Regions from separate parts of the Homo sapiens genome. Here region 2 is linked to region 1. Evidence: chromatin loops called from intact Hi-C (ENCODE). Cell type or tissue: B cell. All regions are shown on one strand. Links, peaks and the distances in the headings refer to the core of each region. The heading gives the core; the rest is flanking DNA.

Evidence for each region. Hi-C counts contacts between places; a loop is a spot of excess contacts. Peaks named below come from ENCODE experiments on the same cell type or tissue, not always from the same donor. Only the 100,000 strongest peaks of a DNase experiment are listed, where the experiment ranks them.
Region 2: a loop joins it to region 1, with 4 times the contacts of the local background. A loop is called at or near these places in 11 of 110 quality-filtered maps.

The regions. Positions count from the first base shown.
Region 1 is chr16:23,872,659-23,881,062 of GRCh38, forward strand. The region is part of intron 2 of PRKCB (protein kinase C beta); the gene reads left to right. Among named protein-coding and RNA genes, the nearest start is that of PRKCB, 41 kb to the left of the region's middle. In B cell, for the core only: a CTCF peak has its summit at 4,655 (motif pointing right); DNase peaks (open chromatin) are centred at 4,663 and 5,179; H3K27ac peaks cover 2,369 bases.
Region 2 is chr16:23,800,018-23,808,421 of GRCh38, forward strand. No RefSeq gene overlaps it. Among named protein-coding and RNA genes, the nearest start is that of PRKCB, 32 kb to the right of the region's middle. RefSeq lists a cis regulatory region at 3,481-3,887. In B cell, for the core only: CTCF peaks have their summits at 3,677 (motif pointing right) and 3,892; a DNase peak (open chromatin) is centred at 3,684; H3K4me3 peaks cover 611 bases.

The sequences.
Region 1 (8,404 bases), core at 3,178-5,677:
TTTTCACCTACAAAAATAGAGCAAAGTGTAAAAATATGAACTACCTCACAGGGTTGTCAGGAAAACTAAATTTTGTGTATGGAAAGCACTGATTGCTGAGCAGATGGTGAGCATCTCTGAGTAGGAGCTCCTGCTGCCATTATTATTATTATTATTATTGGAGGTTATCATGTGTGATTGAAGAGCAGGAACTTCAGCTGGGCTTCAGGAGCAACTGGTTAGAAAAACGGAAGACTTGGCCCGGCGTGGTGTCTCATGCCTGTAATCCCAGCACTTTGGGAGGTCGAGGCGGGCAGATCATCTGAGGTTAGGAGTTCAAGACCAGCCTGACCAACATGGTGAAACCCCGACTCTACTAAAAATAAAATAAAAAATAAAAAAAAAATTAGCTGGGTGTGGTAGCGGATGCCTGTAATCCCAGCATTTTGGGAGGTCGAGGTGGGTGGATCAACTGAGGTCAGGAGTCCAAGACCAGGCTGGCCAACGTGGCTAAACCCCGTCTCTACTAAAAACACACACACACACACACACAAAAAAAAAAAAAAAAAAAAGAAAAAAAAAGTTAGCTGAGTGTGGTGGTGGGCGCCTGTAATCCCAGCTACTTGGGAGGAGACTGAGGCAGGAGAATTGCTTGAGCCTGGGAGGTGGAGGTTGCAGTGAGCCGAAATCGTGCCATTGCACTCCAGCCTGGGCGATGGAGTGAAACTCTGTCAAAAAAAAAAAAGAGAGAAAAAAGAAAAAAAGAAAAATGGAAGACTTATCGGGAATGCAGGCAGCTGTGCGATTTCAGCTTCTCTTTGTTTTTGGACCATGGGTTTTCTGGTTCTTCTTTGGTTCCTGCAGGTCTGACTTTCTCCTTTTTCTGTTGATGGTCTTTCTTGGCCTGTGTTTGCAATGGGTCAACCATGTGCTTTCTGGCCATACTTCACACTTACTTCCCAACTGGGACAGATAGCATTTCTTAAGTCTAATTCCAAACTTCTGGGATAATCTGATTGCCCTTCATTGAGTCAGAAGCCAGTGGATAGGGACATGGAAGATGCTATAGCTGGGCTCCACCCTTGCAGGTGAGAGGAGCAGTTTCAGGAAAGTCTGCCAGGCATGAGCTGAGACCTTAAGAGATGTCAGCTAGAATTAGCCACTGTCAGTATATCTGCTTCTGGGTCCCACTCTTCATCCTGCTTTTCAAGGTTTTCAAATATACACTCCTACTCAGTCTCATGAAAATTATTATTTTTAAAATACCCTTTAGCACATTTACCTCTAATGATACTAGATTCTTGCCTCCTGCCTCTGTAAATCACTCGGTCACTTCCCGATCTTATATTTGGCTGTCAAGAATGTGGAAATCTCACAGAACCCTTGAATTTCAAAGTTGGAAGGGAAAATTGCTTGTCTATGCTTATAAAAAATACACACCTACACCCACGTACACATGTATTTACTAAAATAGTATTAGGCTAAATATTCAGTTGTACAGCTTTCTGATTTCATTAACAATGTCTGTCTTTCCGTGTCAGAAGAGATAGACATTTGAAAAAACGGCAGCGTAGGATTTTGTTCTATGGATGAGCTAAAAGTTCTTTCACCTGTCCACAAACTTCCACCTAGTCCGTGTGCCTTATAAAACACAAATTCTGAAATCCCATGTAACGTGTCAGCTAGATTCTGCCTATCACTGAGTAGAGATGAACCATCACATCTCATGTTCTAGATTTGGGGTTACAAATTCAAATTCCTACAGGGGCCAGGCAACTGTCTTAGATGTGTGAAACGTCCTAGATATAAGAAATGCCTGTAAATGAAACCTTAAGAGTTTTTATAAGCATACAAATAAGTATGTAATATTTTGAAACATACTTATTTTTTGGTGTACCCACACAGGCCTAGCATCACCAGATTCTTCTCTCTTTTTTTTTTTTTTTGTTTTGCCCCAAGAGAGGCAGGAAATGAGTATATTTATGGGAGCTTTCCTAATTGTGAAGTGTTGGTAAGTTCATTATTTTTAAAAAACTAAAAACCAACTTGCAGGCCAAACAAAATGTGGGCCACCAATGTGTAATCACTGATGTAGATAATGCACTTCAATTAATCTAAAATCATCAACTATTTTGGCAGCCCTCTCAGACTGCTGACTCACTGAGCTTTTCATCTGATGAAATCCTTAAGTGATTCACAAATACTTAATCTGAAAACCTCTTAATCTAACTTGTGTTCCTGGACTTGTAAATTGGGTTTCTGGACCTTAATACTTGCTCATGTTAAATCCATTCTGTTACTTATGTTTAAGGTCCTACATCTGTCTTCCAGCCTGATCACCCATCTTTTCAGCCATGTGTTGTTTTTGAATTCAACTCATTTGATCCTTTCTCTATGTCCTTTTTTTTTTTTTTTTTGAGACGGGGTCTTGCTCTGTTGCCCAGGCTGGAGTGTGGTAGCACGATCAGGACTCAATGCAACCTCGACTTCCTGGGCTTAAGCGATCCTCCTGCCTCAGCCCCCACAAGTGGTTGGGACTACAAGCACGTGCCACCACACCTGGCTAATTTTTTTGAATTTTAGTAGAGATGAGGTCTCACTATGTTGCCCAGGCTGGTCTTGAACTCCTGAGCTCAAGTAATCCTCCCAGCTCAGTCTCCCAAAGTGCTGGGATTACAAGCGTGAACCACCATGCCCAGCCTCTCTGTGTCTTATGATAAAAAAAATACTGGATGAGACAAGACTGAGGAGGAAGACCCAGGGACCCTTTTTAGCAGAGCTTACCAGCGGGTGTCCAAGGATTGAATTTCCCTTCCTAGACATGTTTTGCTTCAACTAAAAAGATATATATATATATATATATATATATGATGTATATCACACACATATGTGTATATCACACACATATGTATGTATATCACACACATGTGTATATCAAACACATATGTATATCACACACATATGTATGTATATCACACACATATATGTATGTATATCACACATATATGTATGTATATCACACATATATATGTATGTATATCACACACATATATGTATGTATATCACACATATATATGTATGTATATCACACATATATATGTATGTATATCACACATATATGTATGTATATCACACATATATGTGTGTATATCACACATATATGTGTGTATATCATATATATATATGCATGACCCATATTTAAAAGTAGGATATTTCATAACGAAATACCAGTATTAGGTATCTTTTGAAAAAGTGTCGTAACTGACAGCCCAAGTCTGCATTCCTTCATGGCACCAGGGCTAGAACTGAGAAGTAGCTGACTTTTTGGGGTGGATATGGGCTCCCCTAGTCATGCTATATGCCTCATTTTATGTGACTGGCCGGGCCCCATAGGCGTTTATGTTTGCCACTCTTTTAGAGGTCCCTTTAAGGTTGACATATATTCATTGATTGATCAACTCATTTACACACGCATGCAGTCATTTTTTGGACCCCTGTCTATGTGCTCTGCACAATGCGAGGTGTGGGATATAATGGTGACCAAGACAGATTCCAACCACTCACTCACAGATCCCACAGCCTACCAGGGAAGCCAGATATGGAACAATTATATACGTAATTTTACTTGTAAGTGCCACAAAGACAAATTGTATTAAGTAGTACCATGTGGCTGTGGAAGTTTAACTTGTCACTAATCCACCAAACTCTGAGAAGACAGCATATTTTCCGTCATTCCCAAAAGACTATCACAGGCAACATTGAGGAATGCTTTGTTAAACTCCAGGGATATATTCCACATCACACTTCCCCCGTCCACCAGATTAGCAACTGTCCAAGGACAAAACAAAACACACACTAAAAAGGAAATGGGGTTAGTCCGATATGTCTCCATCTCCTTATGCTGGTTCTTTTGTCTGCAGAAGCCACGGTTTCTTTTTCTTTTTGAAAAAAAAAAATGACATTTGCGTACCTCTCTGCGTTTCTCTTTCTCCAGGATTCTTCTGGGATCCTAGGCAGTGTGGTTTGGTGATCTCACTGGTGAGATCTCTTGGAGCCCTGGAATGCAATTCATCTGGGCCAGAAGAGTTGAACTAATTTAAGGACATCTGAGTGCTTCACTGATGTATTTGTTCTGCTCTGTCCCTTCAAAATACCACTACTCAAAACAATGTTCAGCTGGAGAAAGTGGTTAACACTGGAATTTTCTTTTTTTCTGAGACCTAAGTGACAGGGAAGGGTGGATGAAGGAAACATATCCTTTGAAAATCCTTTAGTTAGAATCCTTTGGTTGCAAGTAACATAAATGAACTCTGATTAATGTAAGCAAAAAAGAATTTGTTAGAAGGATATGGGGGGGGAGGGATGGACAGAGATGTGAAGGAAAAGATGAAGAACCAGGCTTTAGAAAGTCCTGAAACCAAATGAATTCTAGGGATCTAGGAAGCAGGGACTAATGACTGTTTCCTTCAGGACACCAGAGATGGGGTGAATAACTCTGTAAAAGATGCAAATTTCCCACCTGGGTAACATAGTGAGACCCTGTCCTTAAAAAAAAACAGTAGCCAGGCACAGTGCCTGTAGTCCCAGCTATGTGGAGGCTGAGGCAGAAGGATCACTTAAGCCCAGGAGCTCAAGACTGCAGTGAGCTATGATGGCACTGCTGCACCCCAGCCTGGGCAGCAGAGGGAGACCCTGTCTCTTAAAAAACAAATGCTAAATTTTAGAGAGAATAGAGAGAATCTTTTCTTAAAAAGGTGCTAAGTCTGGGGAAGGAGCTTCTGATTGTCCTGCCTTGAGTCACACGACCATCTCTGACTTGTTGACCCCTCTACAATCCCATATAAGACTCCCCAAGAGTAGATTCTGAGCAGGTAAAGCCCATGGGTGTTCCCAAAAGTCGGCCTCAACCTGAAGCCACTTATTCACTCTGAGCTCATCACCAATGGCATGCCGCACTGTCAAAACTCTCTTTCTGTGCATTTGTCTGGGCCACTCAACTCAGGAAAGTTAGTTGTTCTGTGTGAGTCCCCATGTTCTCACTGATTTCATTTCAGTCTTTAAGCTAAAAATCTGTGTAAATGGTAATGGAGAATGGCTACATCACACTTAGTATGTGTCAAAGCAGTATCCTAAGTGCCTTAGTGGTATCAGCTTATTTAAGACTGACAGTACTCTGAGGTGCAGTCACTTCTTTTTTTTTTTTTCCTTTTTTTCAAAACAGAGTCTCACTCCGTCATCCACACTGGAGTGCAGTGGCATGATCTCGGCTCACCGCAACCTCCGCCTCCCAGGGTCAGGTGATTCTCATGCCTCAGCCTCCTGAGTAGTTGGGACTACAGGCATGCACCACCACTCCTGGCTAATTTTTGCATTTTTAGTAGAGATGGGGTTTCACCACGTTGGCCAGGCCGGTCTTGAACTCCTGACCTCAGGTGATCCACCCACCTGGGCCTCCCAAAGTGCTGTAATTACAGGCGTGAGCCACCGCACCCGGCCTGTCACTTCTTGTCATTCACAGTAGTTATGTTCTGTAAAGTCACTGCAAACACTGAATTAATAAACACTGAACCATTGTTCCTAGGTGAAATACAAAGTTGGGTTCCTGTGAGCCTTTGGTCACAGCATTTTCATCCACTGATCAACCCGTAAGCTTATTCTGTGTGTGTTTCTGTTTAAAGACACCTTAATATATATTGTTGACTCATTAACATCTAACTCACTGCCAACAGCACTCCAACTCGTGCCTGATCAAAGCTTATATAACACACGCATGACACATCTCGGACTCCTTGCACTTAGGAACACCAGATAGCACTTCACCATTACCCTATGGGACCATTTTACAGCAACGTCACCCTCAAAAAGCAGAAAAATGGGAAAAAGCATGCTGCTAATATACCACAGAGAGAATGCTTGTTTACAGCATGAGAGCTGAAGTCTGAAGGTAGAACATGGTTTTGTTCATCCTCAGCTGGGAACACATGTTGGCTGACTCAAATATTTTGCCACTCCGTACATGTCCGTGAGTGATCATGAAAGAACCTTGAGTATGGATTTGGCGGTTATAAATAAATTTTAGCAAGAGGTGAATTTGCAAATAATGAGGATTGACTATAACCCCTGTTATTAGCTCTAGTTAACAGATGGGGGAATGGAGGTAAACAGCTCTCTGCAGGTCTTGCAGCCAGGGAGTGTAGAGGAGGCTTTGTCATTCTGGGTGCACAGCCTGCGTCCTTAAGAGGCAATGTAGTGTTGGCTGGGTGTGGTGGTGGTTCATGCTGTAATCCTAGCACTTTGGGAGGCTGGGGTGGGTGGATTACTTGAGGTTAGGAGTTCAAGACCAGGCTGGCCAACATGGTGAAACCCCGTCTCTACTAAAAATACAAAAAAATCAGTGGGGCGTGGTGGCACGCGCCTGTAATCCCAGCTACTCAGGAGGTTGAGGCAGGAGAATCACTTGAACTTGGGACGCGGAGGTTGCAGTGAGCTGAGAGCGTGTCACTGCACTCCAGCCTGGGCGACAGAATGAGACTCCATCTCAAAAAAAAAAAGAGGCAGTGTAGTGGTTGAGTGCAGTGTAGCTCCTGCTGAGAGCTGGTTTTCATGTTTTGTGGGCACACAGGAAGTAGAGAATGCTGAGAGCTGGGCACTGAAGCAGTAGGAGATATGGGAGTGGGAAAGTGGTTTTCTTTAGTAAGTCTGGGCTGTTTTCATAGCCTAGGATGAAGTTCAGCAATACTCAACCTTGAGGTTTTCCAGGCACCTTCTCCTTGACATGAATCTCCTGCAAACAGATGTCATAGTAATCTGGGAATAAACCTTTGTTGTTGGTCCTTTAGCTATCCTTTTTTTTTTTTTTTTTTTTTTTTTTTTTTTTTTTTGAGACGGAGCCCCACTGTTGCCAGGAGTGCAGAAGCATGATCTCAGCTCACTGCAACCTCCGCCTCCCCAGTTCAAGTGATTCTCCAGCCTAGGCCTCCCGAGTAGCTGGGATTACAGGCATGCACCACCATGCCTGGCTAAGTTTTGTATTTTTAGTAGAGACGGGGTTTCACCATGTTGGCTAGGCTGGTCTCGAGCTCCTGACCTCAAGTGATCCGCCCGCCTCGACCTTTCAAAGTGTTGGGATTATAGGCGTGAGCCACTGAGCCCGGTGCCCTGGTCCTTTAGCTTTCTAAGACAGCAGCATAGTAGTTCAGAGCATAGGCTCTTGGGCCATAGCTTCCTGAGTTCGAATCCTAGCTCTGCTGTTTTTTAAACTCTGTGACCTTGGGCAAGTCTTAACCTCTCTGTGCCTCAGTTTTCTTGTCTGCAAAATGGGATTAATAAAAACACCGATCTCATAGGATTGTTGTGAAAATCGAGTGAGTATGTTTATAGTGTTTAGGAAAGTTCCTGGTACACAAGACATGCTCTGAAAGTGTATTAATATTATTTGTCCTTAGACTCAGTAGTACTCTGGGGGAATCGAATCCCCACCCCTAAGCCAGGCAGCATGGTAGAAGCTAGGTCAGCTGGCAGGCTCCTGGGTCTTTTCCATTCTGCTGCAGGAGATGCCTGACTCACCTCTTGTGCTCACACAGATGACAGCTAAATAGAAGGGCTCTTTCCTCCTAGTATTAGCTTAATTATAGGGGCTCCCTAGAACAGTGGGGAAAATGAGCTTTGAGAATCCCCCCACCACACACACAAGGCCCACACTAGCACCTGAAAGAGGAGTGAACATTGCTTCCTGCCTCCTTCTCCCCCTCCTTCTCACATATGCCTTTGTCTCTGTGATTCTGCACGTTTAATTTTTAATCCCGGGATGGGTTCTATTAGTTTTTGTGTATTTTCTCTGCCCTGGTTTGAGCTCCAAAAGGTCTGTTTGGGTCTCTGTGGGTGTCTGACAGCCTCTGCAGGCCTTTCTGAATTATATAACTCAAGCTTTGTATTTTCTATTTGTTACTGGGGGTTCTTTCTGTGCTATAATTTTACTCTTAGAAAATGAAGTAGGGTACTAGAATTTTCTCTGGGATCCCCTAGGGTTTCCTTCTGAATATTTTTTCCTGCCATATTTTCTTCGCTAAAACATTTTTTTTTCTTATTTCAGAAGCAATACATCTTCATTATAGAACATTACAACAAGATGCAGAGAAAGAAAATAATCTTATCAAGCAGAAATGTTAATACCTTGCTATCTACCCATGTCTCTCTGTCTCTGTCTCCTCAAACACACACAAATGGGGTCAAGATGACATAAGAGACTATCTGCTTTTCAATTCACATTTTACGATCTTTTTTTTTGTATGGTTCTGTAGTCTCCACTGCTTGGCTTGACGATCTTTAACAGGTGCCCTCCGGATGGTCATGGGGGTATTTTCCATTTCTCACTGTTACAAGCAGTGCTCTGATGAAACACCTTTTGCTGGCATTCCTAATTATG
Region 2 (8,404 bases), core at 2,522-5,021, 73 kb before region 1:
AATGTCTTTTTTTTTTTTTTTTTTTTTTTTTTGAGACGGAGTCTCGTTCTGTCTTCCAGGCTGGAGTGCAGTGGTGCAATCTTGGCTCACTGCAACCTCCGCCTCCTGGGCTCAAGCGGTTCTCATGCCTCAGCCTCCCAAGTAGCTGGGACTACAGGTGTGTACCACGGCACCCTGCTAATTTTTGTATTTTTAGTAGAGACTGGCTTTTGCCATGTTGACCAGGCTGGTCTCAAACTCCTGACCTCATGATCTGCCTGCATTGGCCTCCCAAAGTGCTGGGATTACAGGTATGAGCCACCGTGCCTGGCCTCAAATGTCTTTCTATGTCAGAAAATTTCAATCCTATGAGCTGGCTATAATTATTTTCATTTTACACTTGACTAAATGAAGGCTTAGGAGGTGAAAGACTATGCTGTTGAATTGCATTGTGTGCCCAGAAAAAGATATGTTGATGTCCTTCTTATCCTCCAGTACCCCAGATGTGAGCTTAATTTGGAAATAGAGTCATTGAGGTAATTAGTTAAGATGAGGCTGTACAGGAGTAAGGTGGGCCATAATCCAATACAACTGGTGTGCTTATAAAAAGGGGCGATGTGGACACAAAATAGACAGGCATAGGAGGAAGATGTCATAAGAGACACAGAAAGAAGGCCATGTGAAGATGGAAGATTGGAGTGATACATCTGCAGCCATGGAGAGATTGCTGGAAACCACCAGAAACTGGGAAGAAGCAAAGGAGTCCCCTGCAGGTTTCAGAGAAGGCATGGCCTGGCCGACACCTTGATTTCAGATTTCTTGCCTCCAAAACTGAAACATACTTTATTATTTATTTATTTATTTATTTTGTAGAGATAGGGTCTTGCTATGTTGCCCAGGCTGGTCTTGAATTCCTGGGCTCAAGTGATCCTCCTGCCTCCAATTCCCAAAGCACTGGGATTACAGGTGTGAGCCACTGTGCCTAGCTCTTTTTTTTTTTTTTGAAATGGGGTCTCCCTCTGTCGCCCAGGCTGGAGTGCAGTGGTGCAATCTCAGCCCACTGCCACCTCTGCCTCCTGGGCTCAAGCGATTCTCCTGCCTCAGCCTCTCAAGTAGCTGAGATTCCAGGTGCCCTCCACGACGCCTGGCTAATTTTTGTATTTTTAGTAGAGATCAAGTTTCTCCACATTGGCCAGGCTGGTTTTGAACTCCCGATCTCAAGTGATTGGCCTGCTTTGGCCTCCCAAAGTACTGGGATTACAGGCGTGAACCACAGCGACCGACTGGCTCAGCTCATTTTTTAAAAACCACCCAGTTTGTGTGACTTTGTTAAGGCAGCCCTAAGAAACCCAAACACATGTCAAAGTTTCAAAACTCGTAGGTAGCAGAGCTGGAATTTGAACTCAGGTAGGTGTGACCCTAAGGCCAATGCATTTAAACGAACAGGATCTATCTATTTTCTTTTTTGAGCGAACCCCTGTATATAGTGCTTAGCCTGTGCCAGGCTCTAGGCTAAGCATTGGCATGTATCTCTCTGAAACTGGCATTTCGCCTTCTGGGCAGTGCAGTAATTTCCTCCTTGAGGTTGTCTGGTGGCTTCCACCAGGGGGCAGACCTGGGCTTTCGTGCACAGGCAGGAAAATAACACACAAGGCAGGAGGTGGACTTTTCCCTTCCCTTCCCTTCCCTTCCCTTCCCTTCCCTTCCCTTCCCTTCCCTCCCCTCCCCTCCCCTCCCCTCCCCTCCCCTCCCCTCCCCTCCCGTCTTCCCTCCCCTCCCCTCCCCCCCCCTTCCCTTCCCTTCCCTTCTTTCCTTCTTTCCTTTCTCTCTTTCTCTCTTTCTATCTTTCTTTCTTTCTTTCTGACGGAGTCTTGCTCTGTCCCCCAGGCTAGAGTGCAGTGGCGCTATCTTGGCTCACTGCAACCTCGGTCTCCTGGGTTAAAGCGATTCTCCTGCCTCAGCCTCCCAAGCAGCTGGGATTACAGGCGTCTGCCACCACACGTGGCTAATTTTTGTCTTTTTAGTAGAGACGGGATTTCACCATGTTGGCCAGGCTGGTCTCGAACTCCTGACCTCATGATCCACCCACCTCGGCCTCCCAAAGTGTTGGGATTACAGGTGTGAGCCACTGTGCCTGGCCAGGAGGTGGACTTTCTGGCAGTTCCCTCTGTAGAGATTGTCTGTAGGTTTGGTCTACCAAAGCAAAGACCACATTAAAAACAAAAAAACAAAAAACAAAAAACAAAAAAAAAAAAAAAAAAAAAAGAGAGAGAGAGAGGATCGACCCAGACGATTGAGTGCAAATAAACTTCCATGTTTTCTGAGGGAGAGAGAGCCAAACACCAGGGGTACAGGCAGTCTGATTTCCAGAGAGGGACTCTGTCATGGATGTGATGGGAGATGTGTTATCTGCTTTTTCTCCAAACAGATCCTGAACCCATTCTCACTCAGCAAGCTTCTGATGAAAAAACAACGAACATTTGTGTCATAGGCACAATTCTAGAGATGGTCATCCAATAATTAATCTTGCCGGGTGCGGTGGTTCAAGCCTGTAACCCCAGCACTTTGGGAAGCCAAGGCAGGAGGATCTCTTGAGTCCAAGAGTTTGAGACCAGCCTGGGTAACATAGAAAGACCCTGTCTCTAAAAAAAAAAAAAAAAAAAATTAAAAAATTAGCCAGACATGGTGGTGCACGCCTGTAGTCTCGGCTACTTGGGAGGCTGAATTGGGAGGATCACTCGAGTCCTGTAGTTTGAGGCTGCAGTGAGCTATGATCATGCCACTGCCCTCCAGCCTGGGCAACAAAGCCAGACCTTGTCTCTAAAAAACAAATAAAAAATTAATCTGCCTTTTTGTGCAATGGTCTCAGCAGCAGCAGCCGTATCTATACCACATGACCTTATACCCCTAGCTGAAGCAGAGCTTAGGGTTTTGACATGAGAGATGTAAAAGTGGCCCCTTAGGAGGAAGTTTGCACATTCCTGCTGCTGAGTTTCTGCAGCTGCCCTGGTTGCTGGCCCTGCTAAGCCCTGGTTGTTCAGCCCTTCCTTGGATTCTGTTAATATACCCAGTATCCATCCCATAATCTTTCTTTTTACAATGCCTTTTAAGCCAGTCGTAGTTAGTTTCTATTACTTGCAAAAGCACAAAACAAAAAAAACCCTGAATTTATATGAATAAGAATAGAAAAAATAAATGATTAAGTATATTATTTAAAGCCATGCAGGCAATTAAAAAGTTATAAATAATAAAGTCATTAGAACAACCAGCACCCAGAAAAGAGGTGGAGGTTCTCAATAAATATTTATTCAGTGACCGCAGGAATTTACCCACAATAATATCAAACAAAACTGATGTAGAAACAAGGGAAAAGGGGATAATAAGGCTGAACTAAATTTCGCTCTTTTCAATGGAGACAATATGGTTTTAAGTTGATCAATCAAAACACAGAAGCACAATCATATTATTTAGAATTATAGTGTGAACGCCAGAGTTAAAACAAGAAAACGTTTTCTGAGGAGTGGGAGAGTGTTTTTCTGTCTCCTTCTAAACATCTCCTTCTAAACTCTCAACCCTTTAATAATTTGGCAGAGGGTTCTAAGCTTGTTTGGAAACCCAGGCTGCGAGGGAGTAGGACTGAAATCCAGAACTCGCCCGGGTCACCGGCACGAGGCACATCCTCCCAGAAGGGGGTGCTGCTTTCTGATGTGCACAGAGGTGCTCACAGGCCAGACTCCACCTCCTGTTTGCCAGTCCCATAGGAGACAATGGTATCTCATTATTGTTTCAATGTGCATCTCCTTAATTGTGTGTGAGATCGAGTGGTTTCTCCCGTGTCTATAAGCCATGTGAATTGCCTCTTCATGTCCTTTGCACTAAATGGAAGCTGTGTCTCATCTCGTTCAGAACTTTCTTTTTCTTATCTGATCGTTTTATTACTCAGCTCCTCAGTTTAGCTCATTTTTGGCATACTAGCTGGGTTTTAAATTCTCCTTTCCTCTTCCTTCTTCTCCTCTACCCCTCTCTTCCTCCTCTATCCCTCTCTCCTTCTTTACAGATTTGATTTTGTAAATACCTCCCAGAATCCTAACACTCCTGCTTAGTTCCTTGCAACAGTGTTTGGGGAATCATACATACCAATGACAGGAATACATCTCGTATCGGTTACAAAATATAAAATGACCATCTTCCTTTTGTTCAGTGCCATTTACTTCTGCAAACATCCCTCCATTCTTTCTAGCTCTTCCACAAACCCTCTGCATTCTCCTATGGGCTTAGATTTTTAGGGCAAAAGCCAAGACATCTTGGAGATTATTGTGCTTTTCAGACCTGCCACAAACCCCCTCAGAGACTAGGACTTTCAAAGTTGACTTTCTGCTTGCTTGGCTGGGGGAAAGACAGTGGGGAGAGGAAAAGTGTATAAAAATCCATAAATTAAAGTCAAAATGTTATTCAATTACATTTGGGTAAACCCAGAAACAATTCTGGAAGCACTTGAAGGCAATATTTATCAGTGATTAGCCCGGGGGGATTTTATGTCTTACTTTGTATAATTTTCTATAAATTAGGATTATGCATGAGTTTTACTTTATTTTCCCCCCTTGGGCATCTCTCATATATATATATATACACGTATATATATATATATACACGTATATATATATACACTTGTATATATATACACATATATATACACGTATATATATATACACACGTATATATATACATATATATACGTGTGTATATATATATACGTGTGTATATATATATATATAATTTTTTTTAAGTGAGGTCTTGCTCTGTTGCCCAGGCTGGAGTGCAGTGGTGCAATCTTGGCTCACTGCAACCTCCGCCCCCCAGGTTCAAACGATTCTCCTGTCTCAGCCTTCTGAGTAGCTGAGATTACAGGCATGTGCCACCACGTCTGGCTAATTTTTGTATTTTTAGTAGAGACGGGTTTCCCCATGTTGGCCAGCTGGTCTGGAGCTCCTAACCTCAGGTGATCTGCCTGCCTCGGCCTCCCAAAGTGCTGGGATTACAGGCATGAGCCACTGCACCTGGAAATATTTTTCTTTTTAAAAATTTTTTTCTGGCCGGGCACAGTAGCTCATGCCTGTAATCCCAGCTACTCAGGAGGCTGAGGCAGGAGAATCACTTGAACCTGGGAGAAAAAAAAGGAAAGGAAATTTTAAAAAAATGTTTTTTAAAAATTCCTTTCTTTTTTTTTTTTTTGAAACAGGGTCTCACTCTGTAACCCAGGCTGGAGTGCAGTGGCACAATCTTGACTTGCTGCATCCTCAACCTCCCGGGCTCAAGCAATTTTCCCACTTCAACCTCCTAAGTAGCTGGGGTGACAGGCTTGCACCACCATGTCTGGCCAATTTTATAATTTTTGGTAGAGATGAGGTCTCACTATATTGCCTAGGCTGGTTTTGAACTCCTGGACTTAAATGATCCTCCCGTCTCTGCCTCCCAAAGTGCTGGAATTACAGGCATGAACCACCACTCCCGGCTCTCCTAATATTTTTTATTTGAATATTTTCTAGAAAAATAACATCGTAAAATTCAGAGTAACAAAATGTATACAATGAACACCTAATTTCTCTCTTACTTTCACCCAAGAAACAATTACAATTAATGTTCTCTTATGTAAATTCCTTGTGATATGATCTTTGTAGTGTCTCTATGTGTGTGTCTCTATCTCAATCTCTAACTCTGGATATCATCCTCCATTCTTTTTACACAAGTGGGTATGTCACCTACAGACTTTTATGTCCCCAGTGCTACAACTTGTAAATTGCTTAATGTCAGAGCCCATAAAAATCTACCTCATTTAAAAAAATGGCTGTGTAGCATTCTTCTGTGGAAGTTCTGTAATATAACAAACACTCTCCCATTGAGTGGGAAACATTGTTTCTCATCTTTTGCTACTATTAATAATGTCAAAAGAAATAACTTTGAGCAAATATCTTTACTCAGATTCCAGCTTATGTCTAGGATAAATTCTCAAAACTAGAGTTCCTGGGTCAAAGGATTTTTTTTTCTTCCTCATTTCTAATTTTTGATAGCTATTTCAGAATCTCCTTCCAAAGAAGTTGTACCAGTTTATGCTCACACCAACAATGTGTGAAGCTGGATTTTTTTTTTTTTTTAAGACAGGGTCTCACTCTGTCACCCAGGCTGGAGTGCAGTGGTTCGATCTCGGCTTCCAGGCTCAAGCTATTCTCCTGCCTCATCCTCCTGAGTAGCTGGGATTACAGGCATGTGTCACCACACCTGGCTAATTTTTGTATTTTTTGTTTTAGTAGAGACAGGGTTTAGTTATGTTGGCCAGGCTGGTCTCAAACTCCTGGCCTCAAGTGATCTGCCTGCTTTGGCCTCCCAAAGTTCTGGGATTACAGACATGAGCCACCACACCTGGCCAGAAGCTGAAGCTGGTTTTTTTTTTTTTTTTTTTTTTGAGATGGAGTTTCACTCTTGTCGCCCAGGCTGTGAACTCAGCTCACCGCAACCTCCGCCTCCCGGGTTCAAGTGATTCTAGTGCCTCAGCCTCCCTAGTAGCTGGGACTACAGATGTGAGCCACCACATCCAACTAATTTTTGTATTTTTAGTAGGGACGGGGTTTTACCATGTTGGCCAGGCTTGTCTCGAACTCCTGACCTCAGGTGATCTGCCCGCCTCAGCCTCCCAAAGTGAAGACATTTATTTATATAAATGAAGAAAGTATACAGATAAATTACACAAACACAAATTAGAGAAACTTTGATCTCTCTCTTCTACTTACTAAATTAGCAACAACAGGTAATACCCCTGCCCAAGTGGTGATGCTATAAAATGTTACAGCTCTTTGGGAATACAATAAGGCAAACATAAGCCATACAATTGTTCATATTATTCTATTTAATAATCCCACTCCCATGAATTTATCCTAATAAAATTAAAAACTACTTAAGTATTCAGTAATACTGATGCCCTCTGTTGATGAATCCATTTTCGCCCCCACTTATTTGAAATACCACTTTTATCTTATTTAGGGGTTCAATGACATGGATACTCACAGAAAGTCTTGGGTAACTGAACTCTGAGATCCTGTTCATTTTTATTGCTGACATTTTTGTCTTTCAGATGGTAAAGGAAGTATCTAGAGGAACTGTTGCCTTGGGCCAAATTCTGGCCAACCAGGTGGAACAAGCTGGTGAGGGGAAGTGACAAGGACCTTAGTAGAAAGTGACTGTGTGGGTCTAGACACCCTGTCTGCCTCCTACCACTTTGGTTAACCCTCCAGCTCTTTCCAGCTTAGCTGGGAACATCCCTTGTGGTCAGTATCCTTGACAGCCTAGCACTGTCTCTAATAACAGAAAGTTTGACCAATGAGTTCCCCAAATGTGCCCTCCTTTCTCTTGTCTCCACGTTTTTGCCTCTGCCCTTCCCTTTGCCTGCAATATTTTCCCTCACTTTTAGCCTAGCTAACTCTTCAGCCTTCACATCTGTTTAAAGGTTACCTGCAATGTGAAGGAGATAACATGCTAAGCTAGACACTCCATAATACCTTCTATTTTCTTCTTCTTCTTTTTTTTTTTTTCTTGAGACAGTCTCACTCTGTCACCCAGGCTGTAGTGCAGTGGTATGATCTTGGCTCACTGCAACTTCTGCCTCCTAGGTTCAAGTGATTCTCCTGCCTCAGCCTCCCAAGTAGCTGAGACTATAGGCACCCACCACCACGCCTGGCTAATTTTTGTATTTTTAGTAGAGACAAAATCTCCTGTTGCCCAGGCTGGTCTCGAACTCCTGACCTCAGGTGATCCACTTGCCTCAGCCTCCCAAAGTGCTGAGATTACAGGTGTGAGCCACAGCGCCTGGCCTGCTTCTATTTTCTTAATGGTCTCTATCCAAGATGGATGGGGTGCAGGCAAGAAAGCCACTCAAATTCCAGGGGCCTGATGATCTGGAAAGTGGGCTGAGGTAAATCCCAAGTAAATACTTTCCATTTCCTGTTTGCCTCAGGACTAGAACCAGCTACATAAAAGCCCAATACAAAATGAAACCGTGCTGGGCACAGTGGCTCATGCTTGTAATCCCAGCATTTTGGGAGGCCCAGGCGGGAAGATCACCTGAGGCAAGGAGTTCGAGACCAGCCTGGGTAGCACAGTGAAACCTCCATCTGTACAAAAAATTAAAAAAATCAGCTGGACATTGTGGCATGCACCTGTAGTTCCAGCTACTCATGGGGCTGAGGTGGGAGGATTGCTTAAGCTTGTGAGGTTGAGGCTGCTGTGAGCCAAGATTGCACCACTGCACTCCATCCTGGGCAACAGAGCGAGACCCTTTAAAAAAAAAAGAAAGAAAATGAAAAGAAAGAAAGAAAAAGCCACGCTTCTTTGAGGTGTCATGGAAGTCTAGCTGAAGATTTGTGGAAGTAGGAAA